Regions from separate parts of the Homo sapiens genome. Here regions 2 and 3 are each linked to region 1. Evidence: read pairs that join two places in POLR2A ChIA-PET (ENCODE). Cell type or tissue: CD4-positive, alpha-beta T cell. All regions are shown on one strand.

Evidence for each region. ChIA-PET counts read pairs that join two places held together with the same protein. Peaks named below come from ENCODE experiments on the same cell type or tissue, not always from the same donor. Only the 100,000 strongest peaks of a DNase experiment are listed, where the experiment ranks them.
Region 2: POLR2A ChIA-PET joins it to region 1 with 18 read pairs; 2 of 35 experiments call an interaction of 5 or more read pairs at or near these places.
Region 3: POLR2A ChIA-PET joins it to region 1 with 10 read pairs; 9 of 35 experiments call an interaction of 5 or more read pairs at or near these places.

What each region holds. Positions count from the first base shown.
Region 1 is chr16:68,413,604-68,421,603 of GRCh38, forward strand. All of the region lies in intron 1 of SMPD3 (sphingomyelin phosphodiesterase 3), which reads right to left. Among named protein-coding and RNA genes, the nearest start is that of SMPD3, 31 kb to the right of the region's middle. In CD4-positive, alpha-beta T cell, a CTCF peak has its summit at 4,957 (motif pointing left); a DNase peak (open chromatin) is centred at 4,538; H3K4me3 peaks cover 1,089 bases; H3K27ac peaks cover 5,156 bases.
Region 2 is chr16:69,290,189-69,298,188 of GRCh38, forward strand. All of the region lies in intron 5 of SNTB2 (syntrophin beta 2), which reads left to right. Among named protein-coding and RNA genes, the nearest start is that of VPS4A, 17 kb to the right of the region's middle. In CD4-positive, alpha-beta T cell, no CTCF peak of the experiment used is centred here; no DNase peak of the experiment used is centred here.
Region 3 is chr16:68,352,730-68,360,729 of GRCh38, forward strand. PRMT7 (protein arginine methyltransferase 7) reads left to right here. Exons shown (of 19, transcript NM_019023.5): 16 at 763-837; 17 at 2,994-3,154; 18 at 3,972-4,068; 19 at 4,325-5,855. The coding sequence ends at 4,495. SMPD3 (sphingomyelin phosphodiesterase 3) reads right to left here. Exons shown (of 9, transcript NM_018667.4): 9 at 5,598-8,000. Among named protein-coding and RNA genes, the nearest start is that of PRMT7, 46 kb to the left of the region's middle. RefSeq lists an enhancer at 3,863-4,022. In CD4-positive, alpha-beta T cell, no CTCF peak of the experiment used is centred here; a DNase peak (open chromatin) is centred at 3,872; H3K4me3 peaks cover 1,392 bases.

The sequences.
Region 1 (8,000 bases):
TATATGGACTCAGAACTCCAGGCTAGTCATGAAAACGTGGCAGTGCATTGAAATGGATCCAAAAAATGGTCTAATCCTCCTCTGGAAACAGCTCATAATAATCCCCTCTCCACTCTCCCCTCTGTGTGTTAAATTCCTGTTTGTAGGTTCAAGGACATGAAATCAGTGATTTTAATGGGTAGAGCATGGGCTGTACAGAGCAGGAGTCCTGGATCAGAATCCCTGACCAGCTGCTACACACCAAATATAAAACCTGGCATGCTCTGGTGCTGTTCTGGTGCTCTCCTGAAGGGCCTGGGGCACCTCCTGTCAAGGTCTGGGTGGGTGGACACTCAGAACCTTCTCACCATCCTAGCTGTGACTTTCCACCTGAGGTGTGGACAGATGAAGGTTGGCCCGCTGGCTATACAGAGTCTGAGGATGGCGCTGCCAGACTATGGTAGAGACAGATTCCCTGCTCTGGTCTCTGTCCCCACCTCAGCCACCCAACTCTGTTCCCATAGTCTAACAGGGCTAGGCTGAGTATAGGCTTGGGTGACCTGTGAAGTCCTTCCAGCTGGAAGATAAATAACTTCAAGATGGCTATTTCGACATTTTAAAAGGGCACTTGGAATTTCACTGCTTTTGTGAAGCTGAGCAAGAGAAGGGAGGACAATAGGATATTTTGAAAACAGCCTAGAGAGTAAAAGCCTCACTTTCCTCTTTATTAATTCAGAACTTGGAGGAAATCTGTGAAAGTATCTTTCGGAATGTAAGAAATGTCTGTGACCCTTCTTTAGCAAGGCTTGACCCGGGCTCAATTATGTGCAGTCCCACCTGTGGGGTAGGCTCAGCCTGGTCTCTCCCACACTGGGCCACCCACTGGAGGATAGAGGAGGGGGTTTGGGAGATGGAGTCAGTCCTAATGCTAGGTCTGGCAGTCAGATTTCCTGGTGGGAGACTCTGGGCCTGGGAGGCCTCTAAGCCCCACAGGTAGGAGCCAGTCTTCATGTCCTGGTTTGTGTCCAAGCAGGAACAGAAGGAATGGCATGCACAAAGACTTGTAGGGGAAAGTGCTGGCTCTTGGCTCTGGCCAACAGGGCATGGCATGAGATGAGGAAGGCTGGCAGCAGCCAGATCCTGCAGACATCAGATTGAGTGGCATGCCCTGATTTGTGTTCTACAAAGGCCACATGGGCTGCCGGGAGGGGAAGGCTCAGAGGCAGCAGGGCCAGGTAGGAGGTGGCCTTGGTCACCCAGGGACATGGTGACAGAAGGCAGGAGATGATGAATCTGGAAGACTGACGGACCAATGGCTGGTGTGACAGTGACAGTGAGAGGGAGTGGGCCTAGCAGGGGGTCTTTCAGGCCTCTGACCTATGCATTGGGTGGATGCTGAGGCCTCATCTGAGACGGAATGGGTGCTGTGGGTTTGGGCATCTATGATGAGTCAGAGATGCGCAGGTGACAACTAAGGTGGCTGGCGGACATCCAGGTGGATCCATGAGAACATGGGCCATAAACTGTGCCATTAGGGAGAAACTCAAGCCAGAGACTGAAAGGTAGGCAAGGGCATCCTACAGGTAACGCCCAGAGAGTGGATAAAATCCCATGGGGAGAGTTCAGAGTGAGACCCAAAGAGGGCCAGGAAGAAGCTCCTGGAGTCCCTGACATTTGGGTTTGTGGAGAAACCCAAGGAGTGGGCAGAGAGGTGGCTAGAGAGCGTGGAGTGGGTCCCTGAGGCAAGAGTCCTTGGGGGTCAGGCAGTAAGGGGATGCCTGAGAGGCCGGGCTCATCACTGGGTCAAACTGTGGGGAATTCTGCCCGTTCAGCAATGCTGAGGGTCTAGCTGCAGTTTGAGCCAACTCTGCAGTTTTGCAGATGGTTTGTTTTCCTGGACAGAAGGTTCAAAGCAGGCTTCCCAGGCATTTTCAGGAGATCTGTCTACGGAAACGTTAACCTACGGCTTAAAATTTCTTTCTTCCAGTACCTTTTAAATTTAGGTAACCTGAAAAGTGTAACCATGACTACTGTGTTTGTATTATTTTAATATTGACTTTTAAAAATATAGCAAAAATATATATAGCGGATGCTTATTTTAAATGTTAACATGAGGTTCTATTTTACTATTCATTATACTCTTCAGATGAAGAATCTAATTTAAAAAGATCTACAAATTTCATATGTAATTTGCAGACTCTTGAAGAGTCTACCTCTTCAGCTTTTTTTTTTTTTTTTTAGGTTACAAGAGACTTGTCCTAGACCCTTAGGTATTTAATGTGACATATTCTGCCTCACAAAGTAAAAGAGAAAGGGCAGTTTTTGGCTCCTTTACAAACAGCTTTGCCCCCAGATGTGTCCAACGGCCTGATTTAGTATTAAAGCTCTGAAATGATTGATTATCCATTAGGGTAGCTATTTAAAGAGTTCATCACATCAGATTCAAACCGACAACATCTGCGCTGCAAGGGCTGCTGGAAGAGCCAGGCAGAACCAAATGGAAACCTGGATGGAACTGTGGATTCTGCCTCCTGCAAGACTCTGAGACCAGACCTCTATGAAGGACAGTAACAGGTTGCTGCTGCCACTGTGCCCGTAATCAGGTGTGTGCCAGCGCTTCCTGCTGGGCCCAGGCCAGGGAGAACTCCTGTGAATGAAAACTGACATGGGTCATAGCTCAGAGCCCGACCCTTTCCCCTGCTCTAGGCCTCGCCCTCTTCCCTGGTCTCCCCATTGTTCCCTGTGAGCCCCTTCCCATCTCCCTCTCTCTGGGGCCTCCGACCCTGAGTTGTCCCAGGCTTCTACTTCCCGTCCCACTCTTCCCTCCACAAATCATTGCCACCGCCCAGCTGGGTTTCTCCCTAATCCCTCCTACCCTCCTGTCCAGAATGTTACCGGCAAACCTTACACAATCTAAGGCCGTTGTTGTCTTCTAACCCTAGCAGTTTCCCTCTTAACAGCAACATCAAACTTGTTCCCTTATTCTGCCTCGTCCTTGTATGCTCAGCAAACAGTTTACCTTGGCAGGTTCACCAGGAAGTAACAATACTGCTAAAGCCAGGTGCTTTGTGGCGCTTTTATTTCTGAAGCTGTGTGAATGTAGGTAGGTGTGCCTTAGGTGAGTGTTTAATAGTTTCCAGGCTGAAGTTGTTGTCACCCATGCAGCCACTGGGGCTTCAAGCCCTATCTGTCCGGTGGGTCAGAGCACAGGTGTGTCAGAGCATAGGCCATGCTATATTCCAGGGGCAACTTGGCTGGTCCTGAGGCCTGTCAGGTCTAGGTGGGAGGCCCGTGTCGCTGGAAGATGCCTCAGTCCCAGGAGAGCTCTGTGGCTGGAAAGCTGCTTCCTGATTGCCAGGGCACTCAGTCACAAAAGCTGTACCCAAGGGCTCTTTGGGGTGGCTGCCGTGGTTTCCACTTAGACCCTGTCTTCAGGGCTGGTGCACCCATCCCCTGGGTACTGGGGACATCTCACAGCTGTGTCCCTCCCTAGGCATTGCCCTCAGCTGAGGCAAACTGCCTCACTCAAAATTAAGCCCTTTCTGAATGATTGGCAGATGGGGAGGGGGTACCAAGGCCAGGTCCCTTGGCCCCCATCTGGGACAACTCTGAGGAGCTATCTCAGCTCCTGAGTTCCCTGTAGAACTGCTGAGGTCTCATTTGCACCCACAGTCTGGGTCTGTTTCTCCATCTGCCTGATCCTGCCTTCTTCACTTCCCTGAACTCATCAACAAATTCGCACACACTCAGGGAACCCAGGCTATGACAGCTATCCCGACTCAGCTAAGAGGGGCTGGGTTGATTGATAGCCTCTTACCCCACTCCAGAGCCACTCTGGCCCTGCTATGCTGGGGCTGCTGACAAAGCCCCCTCAATTGTTCTACTGTTACTCTTTTATTGCATTCAAGCCTCCCTAAGGAGCCACTTGAGAGACATTTGTTTATTTTTGAACTTGGACTTAGGAAATATTGTGCTTCTTTTGGCCTTTGGTCTGTGTTTGGATTGTGTTTATGATACAAACACAAACAACTGGGGAAGAGATTGGGCTTTCTTTGCTTTGGCTGCTAGGAAGCTTGGAGACCAGTCCTAGACCTACACGCTACTAGACAAAGATGCTGGTACCTTCAGAGTTCCCTTAACGTGCTTTCCTTGCTATTGTTCTTTGTGTCGTTTTGCTATATCACACAGCTCCGTCTGAGCTGCCTCAAACCCTGCGTGGAATGAAGTAGGGTATAAATGAGTAAACACATACATACAGCCATGGGGGTGTGGTGTCAGACAGACCTGTCTGCCGGTTACCAGCTCTGGGACATTTGCCAAGTTACAACTTCTCTAAGCCCTAGTTTATTCAGCCAAGGAGTGGGCCTGATGCCTGCATCACATAATTATTCTGAAGAAAAATACAACAAGCACATGCCTGGTACATATCAAGTGCTCAATAAATGGTACACATTCATAACAACTTTTTATAAAATCCTGTGCTCTCAAGAAAGTGCCCTATCATGTTGCCGGATCTGCCCCCACTCCCTTCCTGTTGTGTGCGGGCTGTCAGCCAAGGTGCATTTCTGGCTTGTTGGGTTTCACTTTCTCATGGGAGAAAGATGCCTACCCAGGCACCTGCAGCTCACAGCAGACGGTGTGCCGCAGCAGAAGGTCCCGTGTAGATGCCCACCGAGTTCATCCAGGCAGGTAGATACATGACTCAAATACCCACAAGAGAAATGAGCACCTACTTGGCTGGAGGAAAACTAAGACTCTTTATGTAAATGAAGCCTTCATAAAATGAAAAAAAAAAAAAGGTTGTAGATGAGAGATGGGTGATGAGTAATTTAACCAAGACGATGCAAATCTAGGCCTTTGAATACTTTAAATATAACCATCTGATATAAAAAGAATTGCACTAAATTTTTTAAAGTAGAGAGCTTTCCTAGGGTGAGAGACTCACTTTCCTGATAGGGACATATTCCCCAAAAGGCAAATGGGGAAGGCAAAGAACAACATCCATGTTGACATCACATCCCCCTGCAGGCAGCAGAGGAGGATTCAATGCATTTTATAGTCTACACTAGCACCCCATATACCACACGTTACCTTGCAAACCAGTTTGGATCCCATATGAGAACAGGGATGCCCATTTCAAAGGGGAGGTAGCTTGGGAAACTCTTTTGTTCATTTCTAAAGTAAGCCTGCCCCTGGCTCTGTCTCCTTGTAAATGTCAGGTGGGCCTGAACCATAGTCTTGAGCTTGTCTAAAGATGGGTCTGGACTTTCTTGTCCTTTTGGGTGATGAGAAGGCCAGAGCAGGGAACCTTCTGTATGCTGGGTCTAGAATGGGTCTGCTAGATGTATCCTCCTAGAGGGGAGAAAGGGATGGTGTGAGTGCAGGATGCTGAGGAAGGGGTCAAGGACAGGATGGAGAGAGTGTGGCATGAGGGCAAAGCTGGGTACAGGGCAGGCCCCAGTATGGTCTATTTGTAGAAATAGGCCTCAGGAGAGGTGAGAGGGATGAAGAAGTAGTGGCTAGGGGCCACAGCTAGTATCTGGCTGGGCTGTCTAGTCCTGGAGGGGTAAGGGATGCTGGACCATACCCTCTAAGGCTGGTTTAGGAGGGTCGGGGGGTCTTGGAGGAAGCTGCCCAGAGCAGCTATGGCCACCAATGAGACAGGAAGAAGTCAAGGTTGATGGCGCTTGAGCCAGGGTCCCACTGCAGGGACTGGCTGAAGTTCTGGAACATGCATTGAGCACATTAACAAGACTGAGGATTTTGTGTCAGGTCTCTGGAACCTTCCTTTGGGGGATCAGCCAGTGCGGGAGAAACAGGTGATGGCTGGGTGGCCAGGAATCTACTGCCCTATCACCCACAGGCAGCTCATTGTATATCACATGTGGGGACAATGTCCCCCTCAACGCCTAGCCAGAGGGATGGGGCAGGATGGGGATGCAGCATCCAACATCTGTTGACTGTCTTTCCTCAAATCCTGTTACACATTTCCTTGCATCTCCAGAGTTTTGGTAAGAGAAAAACCATGTACTTCACCTCTATCTTGACAACAATAACTTTCCTCCCTTCCTATGGAAGATAGAGAGAACCCTCCTCACCTCCAACATAGCACAGATGCCCCAGGGCCCAGCTTCCATGAACCCCATGTAATGATGATGATGAAGATGACAACCATAATGAAGCCTTACTCCTAAAATGAGTATAATGACACTAATGATAAAGGCAGCATCAGAGAGTGGGGGAGAGAACAGACTTTGAAGCCAGACTGCCTGAGTTCCAGCTCCACCTATCACTAATTGTGGGAACTTGGAGGTCACTTTGTTCTTGGGCTCCCTCATCTGTAAAGTGGGGATCAGAGTAGCTGATTATTGGAACATGTAGTATCCCGAATAGCTATTGCTTTTTTTTTTTTTTTTTTAAGAGATAGTGTCTTTCTTGTCACATGGCCTGGAGTGCAGTGGTGTGATCTTGGCTCACTGCAGCCTCAACCTCCTAGGCTCAAGCAATCCTCCCACCTGTCTCCCAAGTAGCTGAGACCACAGGCATGCACAGGTTTTGCCATGTTGGCCAGGCTGGTACCGAACTCCTGACCTCAGGTGATCCATCTGCCTCAGCCTCCCAAAGTGCTGGGATTATACGTGTGAGCCACCATGCCCGGCCATTATTCTTATTACTAATATCATTACTATAGGCACCTTTCATATCCATTTCATTTGAACTTCGCAATCCTATAAGGAAAAAGGTACAATTGTTATTGTCCCACTTTGCAGATGAGGAAATTGAGGTTCAGAGAAGTTGAGGGACTTGTCCAAAGACACTCAGCCTGGTACGGAGCCTATATGATCTTCCAGTTGGCTCCCTCTGGCTAGGCTAATAGCCTGGTTACCCAGGCTTAAAAGGGATGCTTCACCATTACCTGACAGTCCTCCCATTATCCCTGCCCAGCAGGGAGGGGCGTTTTATTGCCTCAACTTAATGCATGGGAGATAAGGGCCAGGTGAGTTAAGTGGCTCCTAGGCAGGCCTGCCTCCTCCAGCTAAGCTGCTTTTGAACCAGCTGATCAGGACTACTCTTCAAAATCGCAATTTAACTGCTGGGCTGCATCCATTGTTCTGTGTGTGGAGGCAGCTGCCCCATAGGCCACCTCACTTGGTGCTGTCACAGTGATTAATAAGGATATTCTGTGTTCACATGAGGCCTCTCAGTCAAGGCCTCAGAGCACTTTGTAAGCATTAATTAAGCTTCATGATGGTGACTCAGGTAGGTGGGGGCCCTGAACCCACTTCAACATGTCTTCAGCTAATGCAGAGAGAGACCAAATCGCTCCCTCAGCAAGCTATGGCCTTCAGCTCATCCAGGTCCTAGTGGGCATTCTCCATCCCTGGGGTTTGGCCAAAATCATTTGTGGAGAAAAGACTTCCCCTCTTGTCCTTCCAGACTTCAGAACAATAACCAGCACCCAGAAGCCACTCCCATTTGAGTCAGGACCAGGCCAACAGCTCTGATGGGCTGGGTTCTACCTGATGCTCATTCACTGGCCCACCTGGGTTCACAGCCAGAGACCACCAGCATGTCGGCACCAACTGCCTCTGTACACAGGGGCCCCTGGAGTCAGGCCCGTCCCTGCAACACCATCTGCACAGTATCCCCATCCTCCCTCATCTGCTTCACCCCCATTCCCAGCTCTGCCCTCGCACATCTGCCACCTGCTTTCTGTGGCTCTGTCTGGCGCTTGTGGGGAATGGCAGAGACTGTGTAACTCAAGGTAAAGAGCTTGAACCTCCACCCAAGGATGAGGGGGAGCCACAAAAGGGAGAGACGTGGTTATATGTGTGCTTTGGAATGACAGCACAGGAAGATAGGTATGTGGGGTGGGGGATGAAGAGACCAGAGGCAATGGAGCCAAAGCCAGCATGGCAATGAGCCAGGGGGACAGACTTATGACCAACCTGGCAGTGTTTGTGCAAACCACTCCCCCAGTACACCTGAAGAAGCCATGTCCAGTAAAACAATTAAGTCCA
Region 2 (8,000 bases), 880 kb after region 1:
TGCAAGTATGAACTTCAAGATGAGTAGGCATAGAATGCAGCTCTCTTCCTCAAGTACAGAAAGCCATTTCCATTTGTCACAGGATTTGAAACTATTTTAAAAATTGTATAGTATACTTTTAAAGGCTTATTTTCATCATACCAATTATTTAAGCCATTAAAGTTTTTAAGTCATACGAGAACTTTATGAAGGCACTTTATATGTCTGTAGTTTTGATGATATGAAGACTAAGAAGCAGTAAATATAGGTAGGAATTACGTTAATAAAAATGAAGAAAATCTAGGAGAAGAGAAGAAAAACAGGCATTTACAAGGATTTATATTGTTAAAATATATGAAGAAAGAGTTTTCTGTGACCATATTATTCACCATTTCTTAGAAATTATCTTGAGTCCTTTTTACTCATCGGTTTGGCAAATATTTTTCAGTATATACTCTGTGCTTTTACTAGCTATAATAAAATAAGGTAAGCATAGCCCCTATTTTTCAAGTAGGAAGGACAGAAACCAAAAGAATAATAGGTATGTATCAGGATTGTCATAAGGCATAAATGAAATACAGGCATCATCTAACCTTCACACACAACTCTCTGGGGCAGATGTTGTCACCTGCATTTTCAAGATATGGGAACTGGTGTTAGTATGGTTAGGACTTGAACTGGGGCCTTTTTGGGCTCCAGAACTAGAGCCTTAAGCCCTGAAATTTCTCTAAATGACTCACACTTATGACCAGGTTAAACTTCTGAAGGATATACAATATCAGTCTAATTTGTTAATACATATTTACTGAATGTTTTAGTATTTATCAAGTGCTGTGCTTTGTAATAAAAGAAAAATAAGTAAGATGTACTTCATGCCTTTGACCAAATAGCAATAAGAGAACACAGTGTCATGTTCTTTTCTGTGACCCTGGGCATGATGAACCTGTTGCCTATACCTGATGGGCTGGCTTTTCCTATGTGCAGTCACTGGGAAGGATGCCCCAGCCTTTCTCTGAGACAGTTCTGGGCTGTCAGGCCAGGTCTAACCTGAAAGACCTACTCCCTTCTGAGGTGCTCTGAGTAACACACACAGTCCTATGGCTGCTAGAGAGATGGGCCTGGGGACTTGCTGGAAACACTAGATAGGGCCCCCCAGAGCCCCAGAAACAGGACCTGTAGCATAGAACTCTGCCATTAGGTTCTTTATCCCTCATGACACACTGATAACCACCAGCAGTTCTCATTTAAAAAAACACATAGTTGGCCCAGCGCTGTGGCTTATGCCTGTAATCTCAGCACTTTGGGAGGCCAAGGCAGGAGGATTACTTGACACCAGAGTTCGAGACTAGCCTGGGTAACACAGCAAGACCCCCCATCTCTATTTAAAAAAAATGAGCTGGGCATGGTGGCATGCACCTGTAGTCTTAGCTATTTGGGAGACTGAGGCAAGATAATCACTTGAGCCCAGGAGTTTGAGGCTGCGGTGAACTGTGATCACACCACTGCACTCCAGCTTAGGCAACAGAATGAGACCCTGTCTCTAAAGAAAATAAAAATAAAAAATAAATAAAATAAGCCTGGGCAACAGAGTAAGACCGCGTCTCTATGAAAAATTTTGAAAGTTAGCCAGGCATGGTGACACATGCCTATAGTCCCAGCTACTCAGGTGGCTGAAGTGGGAGGATTGCTTAAGGCCTGCAGGTCCAGGCTGCAGCACTGCACTCCAGCCTGGGCGACAGAGTAAGACCCTGTCTTAAAAATAAATAAATAGGCTGGGCACGGTGGCTCACGCCTGTAATCCTAGCACTTTGGGAGGCCGAGGTGGGCGGATCATGAGGTCAGGAGATCGAGTCCATCCTGACTAACACAGTGAAACCTCGTCTCTACTAAAAATACAAAAAATTAGCCGGGTGTGGTGGCAGGTGCCTGTGTGGTGGCAGGCACCTGTAGTCCCAGCTACTCAGGAGGTTGAGGCAGGAGAATGGCGAGAACCCGGGAGGCAGAGCTTGTAGTGAGCCAAGATCACGCTATTGCACTCCAGCCTGGGCGACAGAGCGAGACTCTGTCTCAAAAAAATAAATATAAATACATAGACACAAAGTGGATAACATATACACTGGTTGTACTATCTACACAAAGTGGATAAATACAACACTGGTTGTATTTACCATTGTTCACCTTATTTTTTATATATATATATATATATATATATTATATATATATTATATATATATATATATTATATATATATTATATATATATATATATTATATATATATAATTTTTTTTTTGAGACAGAGTTTTGCTCTTGTTGCCCAGGCTGGAGTGCAATGGCACGATCTTGGCTCACTGCAACCTCCGCCTCCCGGGTTCAAGCAATTCTCCTGCCTCAGCCTCCTGAGTAGCTGGGATTACAGGTGCCCACCACCATGCCCAGCTAATTTTTTTTTTTTTTTTGCATTTTTAGTAGAGGCGGGGTTTCACCCTGTTGGCCAGGCTGGTCTTGAACGCCTGACCTCAGGTGATCCACCCACCTCGGCCTCCCAAAGTGCTGGGATTACAGGCATGAGCCACCACGCCCGGCCGAGTGTTCACCTTCTTATAACATCAATTTTTTGATTTATTATTTATTGAGCAAGTTTTCCTCCTAGCTTTATTAAATTACTATCGGGGAGCTTCTTAGAACGCCATCTCTAATGTATGTTTTATACTTAACAACATCCCCGTGGTGTGAAAAAGCCAGTGCCTCACCCCACAACCCCCAACTTAGGAATCTGAGAAGTAGTAGTCAGAGCAGTAGAAGGAAAACCGGGATTGGTGGGGATGGTAACAGCCATGGAAACCAGAGGAAGAGTATTTCAAGGGAGGAAAAGTCAGTAGGAGTAAATGTATTAGTTGGGATGATTTATGCTAAAAATAGTAGGACATGGCCACTAAAACTAGAATAAATATTAAATATCTTGCATAAAAGAGAGCAAGAGTGAAAGAGAGAGGGCCCTTCTCTTCCTAGTGATAGATCTTTTCAATCTGATTGAGTCAGTTTGGCTCATATGTCCAGTCTGAACCAGAACAATCACCAGGGGAAACCCATGCTTTGACTGACCCAGAAGCTGTCTATCCATAAGTCGGGAGTACCCTTCCCTGAAACACATTAGGACACAGTAAAAACCTGAATAAAATTGAGGTTTGCCTATAAAGAAGAATAGAGAAATAGAAGCTGATAGACAGCCAACAATTAGTACTACAAGTGCCAAGTAGGATGAGGCTGAAAAAGCAGGTTGGATTTAGCGATATGGAGATAATTGATGTCCTTGGGGAGAGATGCAAAACGATGTAATGGCAATGGCAGATTGCAGAGGTCTGAGGAGTGGACGTGAGGTGAATCATGGGCAAACTGAGTAGACAGCTCTTTCAAGAAGTTTTGATATGAAGAGGAGGAGAGAGGGGGAGTGGTACTTGGAGGTAAGGTACAGAGTTGAGTAGTGGCATTTCTTTTAATAATGAGAGAGGCTTGAGCATTTAAAAAAGTGAATGGGAGGGATCTGATTCAGAGGGACATGTTGAAAACACAAGAGGTAGAAGTAGTAATCAATCTTTTACAATTTCTAGGAAGGTGGAGGTAGATGCAATCCAAGGCACAGGTGAGGGGATTGGCCTTAGCCTGGAAGAGGGACAGATGGAAGAGAAGAAATAACGGAGGGAGATGTAGAGCCTATCTTGGCTGTTGAAGTGGGCAGTGCCTTTTACTGCTCAGTAATTTGGGCCATAGACATCCCTGGCTTTTTCTCCATCCCTAAATCCAACTGCAGTTATAGGCCACTTTTATGTTGTTTGAATTTTTATTTTATGTTTTTTGTTTGTTTGTTTGTTTGTTTTTAGAGAGACAGTCTCATTCTGTTGCCCAGGCTGGAGAGCAGTGTCACGAACATGGCTCACTGCATCCAGGCTGAAGCAATCCTCCCACCACAGCCTCCCAAGTAACTGGGACTACAGGTGCATGCAACTATGCCTGGCTAATTTTTGTAATTTTGGTAGGGATAGAATCTCACTATGTTGCCTAGACTTGTCTCAAACTTGTGGCCTCAAGCAGTCCTCCACCTCAGCTTCCCAGAGTGCTGGAATTACAGGCATGAGCCACTGTGCCCAGCCAGTTGTTTGAATTTTTAAAGTTACATCATGCTTGTATCATCAGGAAAAAAAAAATTGTTTTTTGACTAAAGAGCCATCAGTCAGTCCCATACACTGAAACTCTTATCACTATAAAGGATTTTACAGGCTGGGCATGGTGGCTAATGCCTGTAATCCCAGCATTTTGGGAGGCCAAGGAGGGTGGATCACCTATGGTCAGGAGTTTGAGACCATCCTGGCCAATATGGCAAAACCCTATCTCTACTGAAAAAAAAAAAAATACAAAAATTAGCAGGGCGTTGTGGTGCGCCCCTGTAGTCCCAGCTACTAGGGAGGCTGAGGCAGGAGAATCGTTTGAACCCAGGAGGCGGAGGTTGCAGTGAGCCGAGATCATGCCACCACACTCCAGCCTGGGCGACAGAGCGAGACTCCATCTAAAATAAAATAAAATAAAAGCACCTACCGCAGAGCCCTGTGTTTATGTACCTTCCTCTCTTGATACCTGAAGAACTGTAGTTTTTGATTTTTTTTTTTTTTCGCTCTGTCACTCGGGCTGGAGGGCTGGAGGGCTGGAGTGCAGTGGTGCAATCTCAGCTCACTGCAACTTCTGCCTCCCAAGTTCAAGCAATTCTCCGGCCTCAGCCTCCTGAGTAGCTGGGATTACAAGCACACACTGCCATGCCTGGCTAATTTCTTTTGTATTTTAGTAGAGATGGGGTTTCACCATGTTGCCCAGGCTGATCTCGAACTCCTGAGCTCAGGCAATCCACCTGCCTCGGCCTCCCAAAGTACTAGGATTACAGGTGTGAGCCACTGCGCCCAGCCAAAACTGTAGTTTTTTACCCCTTTAACTTCAGTACTTACTATTGTGCTGCTATTGTGTGTCTTTTTCTATTTCTGGTAACAACCCTGTTAAACAAAATCAACATACTGAATTTTTTTTTTTTTTTTTTTTTTTTTTTTTTTGAGACAAAGTATTGCTCTGTCTGCCAGGCTGGAGTACAGTGGCCCGATCTTGATCTCTGCTCACTACAACCTCTGCCTCCCAGGTTCAAGGAATTCTCCTGCCTCAGCCTCCCGAGTAGCTGGGACTACAGGCGTCTGCCACCACTCCCGGCTAATTTTTGTATTTTTAGTAGAGACAGGGTTTCACCATATTGGCCAGGCTGGTGTCGAACTCCTGACCTTGTGATCCACCCGCCTTGGCCTCCCAAAGTGCTGGGATTACAGGCGTGAGCCACCGCGCCCAGCCAACATACTGAATTTTTTACTGACTTATCTATAAATTGGAGTGCATAGTGGACACATAGCCATCCAAAAGCATTCTAAGTGAACCAAGACATAATGAGCCACCTGCAACAGCTCCATTAATAAGTCCCAGATGCTATCCCGTCAGAAAAGGGCCACTCCTCTTACTAAATGGGGAATTTATACTGAAAAAAAAAAAAAAGCCACTTCTCATACACACACACATAGCTGTTAAATCAGAATGAAAGGCTTATTTCCCCTATCTCCCTTTGGTTCATTACTCCTAAAAGGGTAAGGGGTGTCAGGCACTTAATCATCATTGCATCACTGTGGTGTGATGTACTCAATGTTTAGAGAAAAACTGTTTAATTGGTTCGATTTGGCACAGCATTTACATGACCAGGTCACAGTCTCATTCAGAAGAATCTGGTATTAATTATACATTTTAAACTATGGCCGGGTGTAGTGGCTCATGCCTGTAATCCCAGCATTTTAGGAGGCCGAGGCGGGTGGATCACCTGAGGTCGGGAGTTCGAGACCAGCCTGACCAACATGGAGAAACCCCATCTCTACTAAAAATACAAAAAATTAGCCAGGCGTGGTGGCGCAGGCCTTAATCCCAGCTACTTGGGAGGCTGAGGCAGGAGAATTGCTTGAACCCAGGAGGCAGAGGTTGTGGTGAGCTAAGATCACGCCATTACACTCCAGCCTGGGTGACAAGAGTGAAACTCCGTCTCAAAAAAAAAATTTTTTTTAAACTAAAACAAGCTCAATATCTAGACCTAAATACATTAAGTTTGACACACACACACAGAATCACACACAGTCACATTTGCTTTCCATTCTTTCCTTCTCCAGGGGAAACAATCCAAAACAGAACATTTAAGAAATCTCAGGCCGGTCGCGGTGGCTCATGCCTGTAATCCCAGTACTTTGGGAGGCCGAGGCGGGTGGATTACCTGAGGTCAGGAGTTTGAGACCAGCCTGGCCAACATGGTGAAACCCTGTCTCTACTAAAAATACAAAAAATCAGCCAGGCCTGGTGGCACATGCCTGTAATCCCAGCTACTCGGGAGGCTGAGGCAGGAGAATTGCTTGAGCCCAGGAGACGGAGGTTGCAGTGAGCCGAGATCATGCCACTGCAGTGCAGCCTGGCCGACAGAGAGACTCTGTCTCAAAAAAAAAAAAAAGAAAAAAGAAATCTCAGGGGCCAAGCACTTTGGGAGCCCAAGGTGGGCAGATCACGTGAGGTCAGGAGTTTGAGACCAGCCTGGCCAACATAGTGAAATCCCTGTCTCTACTAAAACTACAAGAATTACCTGAGTGTGGTGGTAAACACCTGTAATCCCAGCTACTCGGGAGGCTGAGGCATAAGAATCATTTGGGAGGTGGAGGTTGCAGGGAGCCGAGGTTGCGCCATTGCCCTCCAGCCTGCATGACAGAGTGAGACTCTTATCTCAAAAAAAAAAAAAAATCTCAGGCCAGGTGCCGTGCCTCACACCTGTAATCCCAGCACTTTGGGAGACCGAGGCAAGTGGGTTGCCTGAGCTCAGGAGTTCAAGACCAGCCTGGGCAAGATGGCAAAACCCCGTCTCTACTAAAAAATACAAAAAATTAGCTGGGTGTGGTGGTGCCCGCCTGTAATCCCAGCTACTCAGGAGGCTAAGGCATGAGAATTGCTTGAACCCGGGAGGCAGAGGTTGCAGTCAGCTGAGATTGCGCCAGTGCACTCCAGTCTAGGTGACACAGCAAGATTCTATCTCAAAAAAAAAAAAAAAAAAAAAAAAAAAAGGAGGCCGGGCACGGTGGCTCATGCCTATAATCCCAGCACTTTGGGAGGCCAAGGCGGGCAGATCACAAGGTCAGGAGTTTGAGACCAGCCTGACCAACATGGTGAAACCCTGTCTCTACTAAAAATACATAAATTGGCCTAGTGTGGTGGCACGCTCCTGTAATCCCAGCTACTCAGGAGGTTGAGGCGGGAGAATTGCTTCAACCTGGGAGGCAGAGGTTGCAGTGAGCCAAGATCACGCCACTGCACCAGCCTGGGAGACAGAGCGAGACTCTGTCTCCAAAAAAAAAAAGAAGCCATGTGCAATGGCTCACGCCTATAATCCCCACACTTTGGGAGGCCGAGGTGGATGGATCCCTTGCAGTCAGGAGTTCAAGACCAACCTGGCCAACGTGGTGAAACCCTGTCTCTACTAAAAATGCAAAAAAATTAGCCGGGCGTGGTGGTGTACATCTGTAATCCCAGCTACTCAGCAGGCTGAGGCAGAAGAATTGCTTGAGCCCAGGAGGGTGAGGTTGCAATGAACCGAGATCACGCCACTGCACCCCAGCCTGGGTGACAGAAGGAGATTCCATCTCAAAACAAACAAAAAAAAGAATCTCTAAATCTCTCTTTTTAAAATTGTTTAGACATTGCTCTGTCACCCAGGCTAGAGTGCAGTGGCATGATCATAGCTCACTGCAGCCTTGAACTCCTGGACGCAAGTGATCCTCCCACCCCAGCCTCCTGAGTAGCTGGGACTATAGGCACACACCACCATGCCCAGATACATTTTTTATTTTTATAGAAATGAGATCTTGCCATGTTACCCAGGCTGTTCTCTAGCGCCTGGCCTCAAGTGATCCTCCTGCCT
Region 3 (8,000 bases), 61 kb before region 1:
CTTCGATTGTTAAAGGCATTTTGAGATGGGAGAGTCAGCTGCTTTGTGCAAGAAAAAATGGAAAAGCTTCCTTTTAATTTTCTCATCAAAGCAGAACCATAGTCACAAAGTCATTTTGGGAAGGGCATTTTTATTAAAAGGATTTGAAAAGCTTTACCCTGGATGGAGAGTGTATCTCATTTGATGAGAGTGGTTTTCTCTCCTAGCTTAGTGGCTCCATCACTGAAAGTCTGGGCATTTCTCCTGTGTTACTTGTTTACCTAATCAGATTTCCACATGAATTCTGGTTTTCATGGCCAAAGAGGGGATGTCACGATCCATGCGTGCGTGTGACCAGGAGGAAGGGAGGGAAGGCTGTGTGGCCTGAGTGTCCTCTGGGTTCCTCTTGGCAGGGCCTTTTTCTCTCCCCAGCATCCTCATGAACTGGAGATGATGCTGGGGAGAGAATTGGCTTACAGATTTCTTCCCAAAGAAATGATGTTCAGGATGGCCCGGATAGGAGTGTGCAGCCCCCAGCCTAGGAGCTCTGGCCGACTGTCCCTTATAGGAGAGGACTCAGGTGTCACGTCAGAGCTTGCAGGTTCCCGCCCAGCCCAGTCTGTTACAGAAACCGTTGTGGATCTTTGTTCTCTCTGAGCCCCTTCATACTTGGGGGTCTCTTTCAGGTGTGCAGGGAACAGCAAGATGTGCCTCTTGTTCTTGCTGCCACGCTTCCCTGTGTCCTGGCGGGCGGGTGTGGACGGGGCTGCTCCTTCCTCACAGGACCTGTGGCGGATCCGGAGCCCCTGTGGTGACTGCGAAGGCTTCGACGTGCACATCATGGACGACATGATTAAGGTAGGCAGGGCCACACTCTGCATAGTACCCCCGACCTGCTCCTGTATCGCAGGCCTCTCACAGGGTCCCAGCTTGGGCAGCACAGGCTCTTCTGTTGGGGGCAGTGAGGTCAGGTGCTGCCATTTTGTGTGGTTCAACATGAGCATTGCTTGGTACCAGCCCTGTTCTTGGCTCCGTGCTGTCACCCTGTGTCAGAATCTCCACTGGGCCTGCACGTCCTGTCATTGCAACTGCCCCTGCCAGTGCCCACAGCTTCTTTTCTAGTGGGGCTGACTTTCCAGAGGCCATCTGGGAACCTTCTTAGGCAGCCATTTCCATGGTGGGGGCTCCATTCCCGGGAGGGGTACCTGAGGAGATTCCCACAGGTTATTTACATGGTAGGGGTTAGCAACTGGGCCTACGTTCTCCAGAACCATGGGCTGTCCTGACAGCGCCAGTGGTCCTTGGATTCATGAGGACTGAAGCTGAGAGTCGTGTTCCATCCACATGAGAGGGGCAGGGTGAGGAGCATGGGCCGTGCTGTGTATTAAGGAAATGCACGTGGCTCCTGCTTGTCATCCCAGCACTCTGGGAACCTGAGGCTGGTGGATTGCTTGAGCCCAGACGTTTGAGACCAGCTTGGGCAATATAGCAAGACCCTGTCTCGACAAAAAATAACAAAAAATTAGCCAGGCATGGTAGTGCACACCTGTATTCCCAGCTACTCAGGAGGCTGAGGTGGGAGGATGGCTTTAGCCTGGGAGGTCGAGGCTGCAGTGAGCTGCGTTTGTGCCACTGCCTCCAGGCTGGGTGACAGAGCAAGACCTTGTCTCAAAAAAAGAAATCTCATGGACACCAGAGGAGCGGGAAGCAGCGGTGGCCCCGCAGCAGCAGCTATGCATCGGGAGGTGGGGCTTTTCTGCTTCTGCTCACCTTTCTGCTCTCATTTTCCCATAGTGAACATGGATTGCCTGTGTGTGAACACTTTTTTAAGTAAATTAAACCTTGTGGATATTTTCAGTTTGTATCTTATCTGCCCCTCACAGCAGACCATTGACTGTTCGATGCTTTTAGAAATCTCCTTCGTGCTGAGCCCTGCGTGCTCTGGACCCATGCGCTCTACGCCTCCTCTGGGCCCCTGCTCATGGCCTGCCCACCCTGGCTGTCCCTGTCCCCTCTTGCTGATACGGTTCTGCTACTCTGGTCCTGGGCCAGTGTCTGTCTCTCGTGTGCTAAGGCAGATGGCCGAGAGTGGTGGGTATCCCACAGTGGGGTGCCAGGCATTTTTACTTCTATGCTTTCCAAATCCACCTGCCCTTCCCCACCCTTAGCCTGGCCCTTCCAGTGCCCTGTCTTAGACCTGGCGCCACTTCACACGACCAGCCAGGCCCAGGGCCCCGGGCATCCTCCCTGGCAAGTCCTCCCATCCCCTGCCATTGGTCTTCGTGCTCCTGGTGAGCCTCCGACCCAGGCTGTCCCCTGACTGCTGCCGTCCTGGTTTGAGCCCCTCCTGCTCTGGCCGTCCTCCACACGGAGCCCACATGAACTTGTAGATCTGAGTCTGGCCACATCCCCACTGCAGGAATGCCCTAGCTGGCTCCCCACACCACACCTGCAGAGTGGCCCGGCTGGCCTGGGTGCCCTGGCCTGCTCTCCTGACTTAGCTCTATCCTCAAGGCCCCCTCTGGCCCTTCTCCTGCCGGCTCCCATTTGACCGTCACCTCCCCTCCTCCAGGTAGCTTTCTGCATCCCTCCTGGATGCAGGTGCCCCCAGCCTGCCGCCAGGCACCGGGGCTGTACTGTCACGCATTTATCCCTCCCTGTGGCCCGGGGCCCACCTGTCGGGGCCACACAGCTGTGGTGGTCACCAAGTTTCTAGGTGCTGGGTGTTCTCACCAGTGATGTAGATATGTGGTCCTCAGAAGGCTTGAGACAGGCAGCACCACCCCATCTTAAAAATCCGGAGAGCGAGGCTCAGAGCCAGCGGTGCCTGGGGAGCCACTGATGAGAGAGAAGTGGCAGAGAGGGGGCGCCGCTGGTCTGCTGGGCGCTCGGCATCTTTATGGGAGAACGCACACCCCTTGTGACTGCAGTCAGTGGGAGCCAAGCCGGGGAGCGGTACCTCTGTCTAGCTGCCGGCCTGTCTCTGCAGCCCCCAGGCCCCCTTCTGTTCGCAGCGTGCCCTGGACTTCAGGGAGAGCAGGGAAGCTGAGCCCCACCCGCTGTGGGAGTACCCATGCCGCAGCCTCTCCGAGCCCTGGCAGATCCTGACCTTTGACTTCCAGCAGCCGGTGCCCCTGCAGCCCCTGTGTGCCGAGGGCACCGTGGAGCTCAGAAGGTGGGTGCAGAGAGGGCTGGGGGGCAGGGAGGGGCTGCTGCTTGCCCTTGGAGTTCTCACCCCCGTGGTGAGCACAGCTGGCCTGGGAGACGCTGACACGTGGAGGGGGTATTCGTCCTCCCCACAACCTTGCCCTTCCCTGTCAGAGTGGCCCTGCGCGTGTGGTGGTTCCCACGGTCCTGTGTGTGCCACTGGTGGAGGAGCCAGGAAGGGCTCTGCTCCCCCTCTACAGCTGAGGCTCCCTTGTTGGATCACAGCTCAGGAAGATGGGAGCTTACTTCCTGTGGTCACCGATGCACCATTTTCCTGAACCCTCCTGGGAGCTGAAGCAGGTCAGGGTCAGCAAGTGCTGCTTGCGTCCAGGGACGGGCAGCCCTGTCCTGCTCCGGCCCTCACCCCACCCTCGCCCGAGGAGTGACTTCTCCTGGAAGCACCTCCCAACTCGGGGCAGGCAGCCAGGCAGGGCGGGCGCCATCACCTGAGCTCCCAGGGTTGCTGTCTGGGGCATCAGAGGGGCCTTCCGGCCTTCAGTGCCAGGCTGTGCCTCAAGCTCCCCCAGACCCTGCAGCCACACCGGCCCTGCCCCATGTGTGGCCCGGCTGCAGGGCTCGGGTTGGCTCAGGTGGGGGCTTGGCTGCGGCTCTTCTGGCTGGGGTTTTTCTGAGGAACGTTTATGTAACTGCAGCACTAGGAACTCCCGGCAGGGCAGGAAGGAAGTGGGGAAGACCACAGGTTTCTGGAAAGCCGCAGGAGCTGCAGCTGTTCCCCCGCTGCCTCTTGTGTGACTACTTCTGCTGGGCCCCCCTCTCCTTGACAGGCCCGGGCAGAGCCACGCAGCGGTGCTATGGATGGAGTACCACCTGACCCCGGAGTGCACGCTCAGCACTGGCCTCCTGGAGCCTGCAGACCCCGAGGTAGTGCCTGCGCACCGGGCCCAGTGTGCGTGCAGACCCTGAGAGCAGGCGCCGCCTGGGGAGGCCTCCCTGCCCCCATGCTCTGGGTGTTTCTGTCACAAGTTCTTCGGGCCAGATGATGACCCCTCAGTGGTCCTGGGCCATCTGGCCCCTGAGCAGCTTCTCTCTGCTGCGAGCTGCCTGGGCTGGAGGCTGGCTAGGAAGGAGGCTCAGGTGCCAGGGAGCCCTCACCATCTTCCTGCTCTTCTTCCTACAGGGGGGCTGCTGCTGGAACCCCCACTGCAAGCAGGCCGTCTACTTCTTCAGCCCTGCCCCAGATCCCAGAGCACTGCTGGGTGGCCCACGGACTGTCAGCTATGCAGTGGAGTTTCACCCCGACACAGGCGACATCATCATGGAGTTCAGGCATGCAGATACCCCAGACTGACCACTCTTGAGCAATAAAGTGGCCTGAGGGCTGGGGTTCTGAGTGGCTCATGGCTTTCTAGCGGGGAAGGCTGAAGGCCCTCCTCTCCTCTCTGGGAGCTGCTCGGCCTCAGGGATGGGAAAGACTGCGCCGTGTTGCATCTTGTTGCATCTTTGCACTGCTGGCCTCTGGCTCCAGCTGTGGCAGGAAGCATGAGAGGGTGACTGAATTTGGAGCCCTGGAGGGGCTGGGAAGACCCCCCTGCTTGTGCTTCTGAGGTGCTGAGAATGCTCCAACACAGAGACATCTCTCCCCAGCTGGGAAGGGAGTGGAAGCACAGGGAGCTTGTGGGGCTGGCCGGTGGGGTTGTCCACGCCGCCCTTGGCGAGCAGTCCCCGTGGCGGGAGCCTGTCCTGTCTGTCTCACTCTCGAGGATCTCCGGGTCCCTGCTCTTCTGGCTTCTGCTAGGAGGGTGGAGATGCTGAGTTGTGGCTGGGTCTCTGGGGCTTGAAGACCCTGGCTGGGCCCGGGCTGAGAGGCCTGGGTTCTGGCCCTTTCACCTGACAGGTAACTTCAAGCCACATCCATAGGTGTCTGGCCTCAGTGCTGCACCAGCTGGTGGCCTGCCAGGACCTGAGACTGGACACAAGGCAGCTGTCCCAGAGCAGTTCCTGAGATGCAGGCCCAGGAAAGTGGCTGTCAGGGGAGCTGGGAGGCAGCCCTGTTCCCTGCACCTCCCTCAGATTGGAAAGCCCCTCCTGCAGGTGGGGTATGGCAGGGAGCAGCCCCTGCCCAGCGCCGCTTCACCAGGAAGGTCAGTAGGTGCCGTGGCCTTGCTTCTCTCACACACTAACCCCCCTTTGGTTATGTCCCAGCTCTCAGAGGTAACAGCAGACACCACGTGAGAGAACCCAGTGGCCTCTGGCTCGCAGCTTAGAAGGTGAGGCTTGTGCCAGGCCAGCCGAGCCGCCTGTATGAGCAGAGTTCCGGTGTCCTCGGATTCAGGGCAGACTTGGGCAGTGCCTGTCCTGCAGTTGGGGGCAGGAACTCCCTCCCCTGCCCCCAGGCGTGCCCCTGAGGCCTGGCCCCAGCTTGTCGCTGAAATAAGTGGAGAACACCAGCCTTGAGCCTCACAGTTTTATTTTCTCCTCGTTATCCATCCTTCCTTTCAGCACCAGTAAGGAAAAAGAACACCTCTCTTCGCAAAATATTTTATCAGGTGTAAAGACTTGTTTTTCTTCTAGGGAAGAACCGTCTGGATATATATTTGATAATGTTTTTACCAAAACCATAGGTGTGCTTACCATAGAAAACCCCTAATGTCCCATGAAGATACAATACAGAAAAAAATACAGAAATTAAAAAAGTTTTTATAACAGTATTTCTAAATCTCAGCAAGTTAAAAAGCAATAGTTAAAAAGCATCAAGATTAATATACTTAAAACTTAAGGTGGTTTTGGACAAATGAAAATGAACATTTCCTTCCTCAGTGGCCCCCGCGCCTTGTGGCTTCCTTTGAGACTGGGCCTAGGGCAGGAACAGAGTCTTGGTATGGGCCTCGGGTGACCCGTGTGCCCACCCCTGCTAGGCCTTAGATGCCACAGAATCTGAGATCCAGCAATGGTTCACTTTAAAAAATCAGTGGAAGGGCCTGGCCTGCACACAAGGCCCGGGAGTCCATAGGCAGCCACAATGAGACACGTGGGTGGGGGGGTCCCGGTCTTGGTGCTGAGGGAGGTGTGCGGGGGCCTGGGGGCCGCACATCCTTACTCTGGACCCCAGGACCTGACTAGGCAGAGGCGACCTTGTGATGACAGAAAATGACTTGCCTAAGGCCGCCTGTGAGGTGGGAGGGGAGGAGCATGCAGCCCTGACTCCCACGCCTGCTGCCCCGGGAGGGGGTGCCTGGGTGGGGAAGCTATGTTGGGGTCTGGTGTGGGGGCCCTGCCCGGGCCTCAACTGCTCTCCCTGTGCAGGCAGTCGGCAGGCGGCTCGGGGTCTAGGGGTCCAGGGCCGGCCGGCCCAGTCGCTTGTGTGAGCAGAGTACCAGCTGCTTCTGGAAGTTGGGGGCCTCCACATCATGAATCCCAGTCAAGGCTCACAGGCCAGCCCCTTGGAGGGGTGGGCCGGGCAGAGAGCCCAGCAGGATGCTCGCCCTCAGCAGCCCCTTCCTGGCTCTGGACTCTGGAGGGGCAGGGCTTGGGCCCGGGCAGACGGTGCTTCCCAGGCCAGGTGAGTTCAGACAGGCCAGTGTCACAAGGACGCACGTCCTAGCGCCAGGCTCCCTGGGCTCTGCAGCGTTGTCTGCCCCAGCACAGGGCCAGGCATCTGGCTGGCTGCGTGGCCCCCTCTTGGTCCCTCTTGCAGCTCAATGGGTGACAAGGCACAGCATCAGGGCACCAGCACCAGGAGGGGCTGACAGCAGACAGCAGGTCCTGGTGCTCCCTCCAGCCTCACCAGGCAAAGCCGGCCCTGGGCCAGGCTGGGTGTAGGGCCAGGGCGCCACGAGGAGCGGAGGTCAGCGGGGATTGTCAAAAACAGTCCCTCAAGTTGAGTCTCGAACTTTGAAACAGACAAAACCTTCGCTGCATGACAGGAGCAGCCCTGGAGTCTCTTAAAGGCAGGTGGGCAGAGGCAGTGCTGCCGAAGGGGCCTGGGGGCTGTAGGCATCTTGGGGCTGGAGGCAGATCGGGGACCACAAGCTGTTGGCCAGCTCTGCCATGCTGAACTTGGGTGCCAGTACCACACCCTGCCCTGGGCATGCAGCAACTGTCAGCCTTGCTGCCCCAGCTTGCGCACTGGTGAGGGCCAGGCTGCTCTCTGCACCTTGGCTTCCTGCCTCCTAGGCCGGGGTCCCCTTGTGGCCTTGGTGTTGGCTGGGGTAGCTGTTGAGGATGGGCCTGGGAGGCCAGAGCCGCAGCCCCACCCGGGGGGCAGGCAGGGGTTCCTGAGCTCAGCCGGCACGCAGGTGGGGCACGTCCCCAGGGAGGGATTGGTCCCGAACCAGAGAGGTGTCCCGTGGGGGAGAGGATTGGCAGAAAGAAGAGGATGTGTTGGTTTTGATAGAAGAGAAGCTACAAATAGATTATTTTCAAAATCAGGATCCCCCCCACCCCCGTTTATGCTGTGAGTCCCTTCTTCCTGTAAAAAAAAAAGTGGATACTCTCTTCTCGGATCCCCGTTTATGGCTCCACTGCCCAGATGGGAGGCTCCCGGAGGAGGCCCAGGGTGCCAGAGCCTGCCAGACTCTGTTGTGCCTGAGCTGGGGAAGGGACCCTGTCTCGGGAAGAGCAAAGTTCTATGAGTGACTTACAGACCCTGTGAAGTGAGGGTTGGTTTTGTGATTAACCTTTTTCTGTTTTTCTTTTTAAAATGTAATTGCCCTTGAATGCGAGACCCTGGGAAGAGCCCTGGGCTGGCTGGTAGAGATGCAGCCCTCGGACCCTGCAGGAGCCGGCCCACACTGGAGGCGGGAGAGCTGGTGGCCGTGCCCAGGAAGTGCTTCTTTGGCTGGTTCTGATTGTGT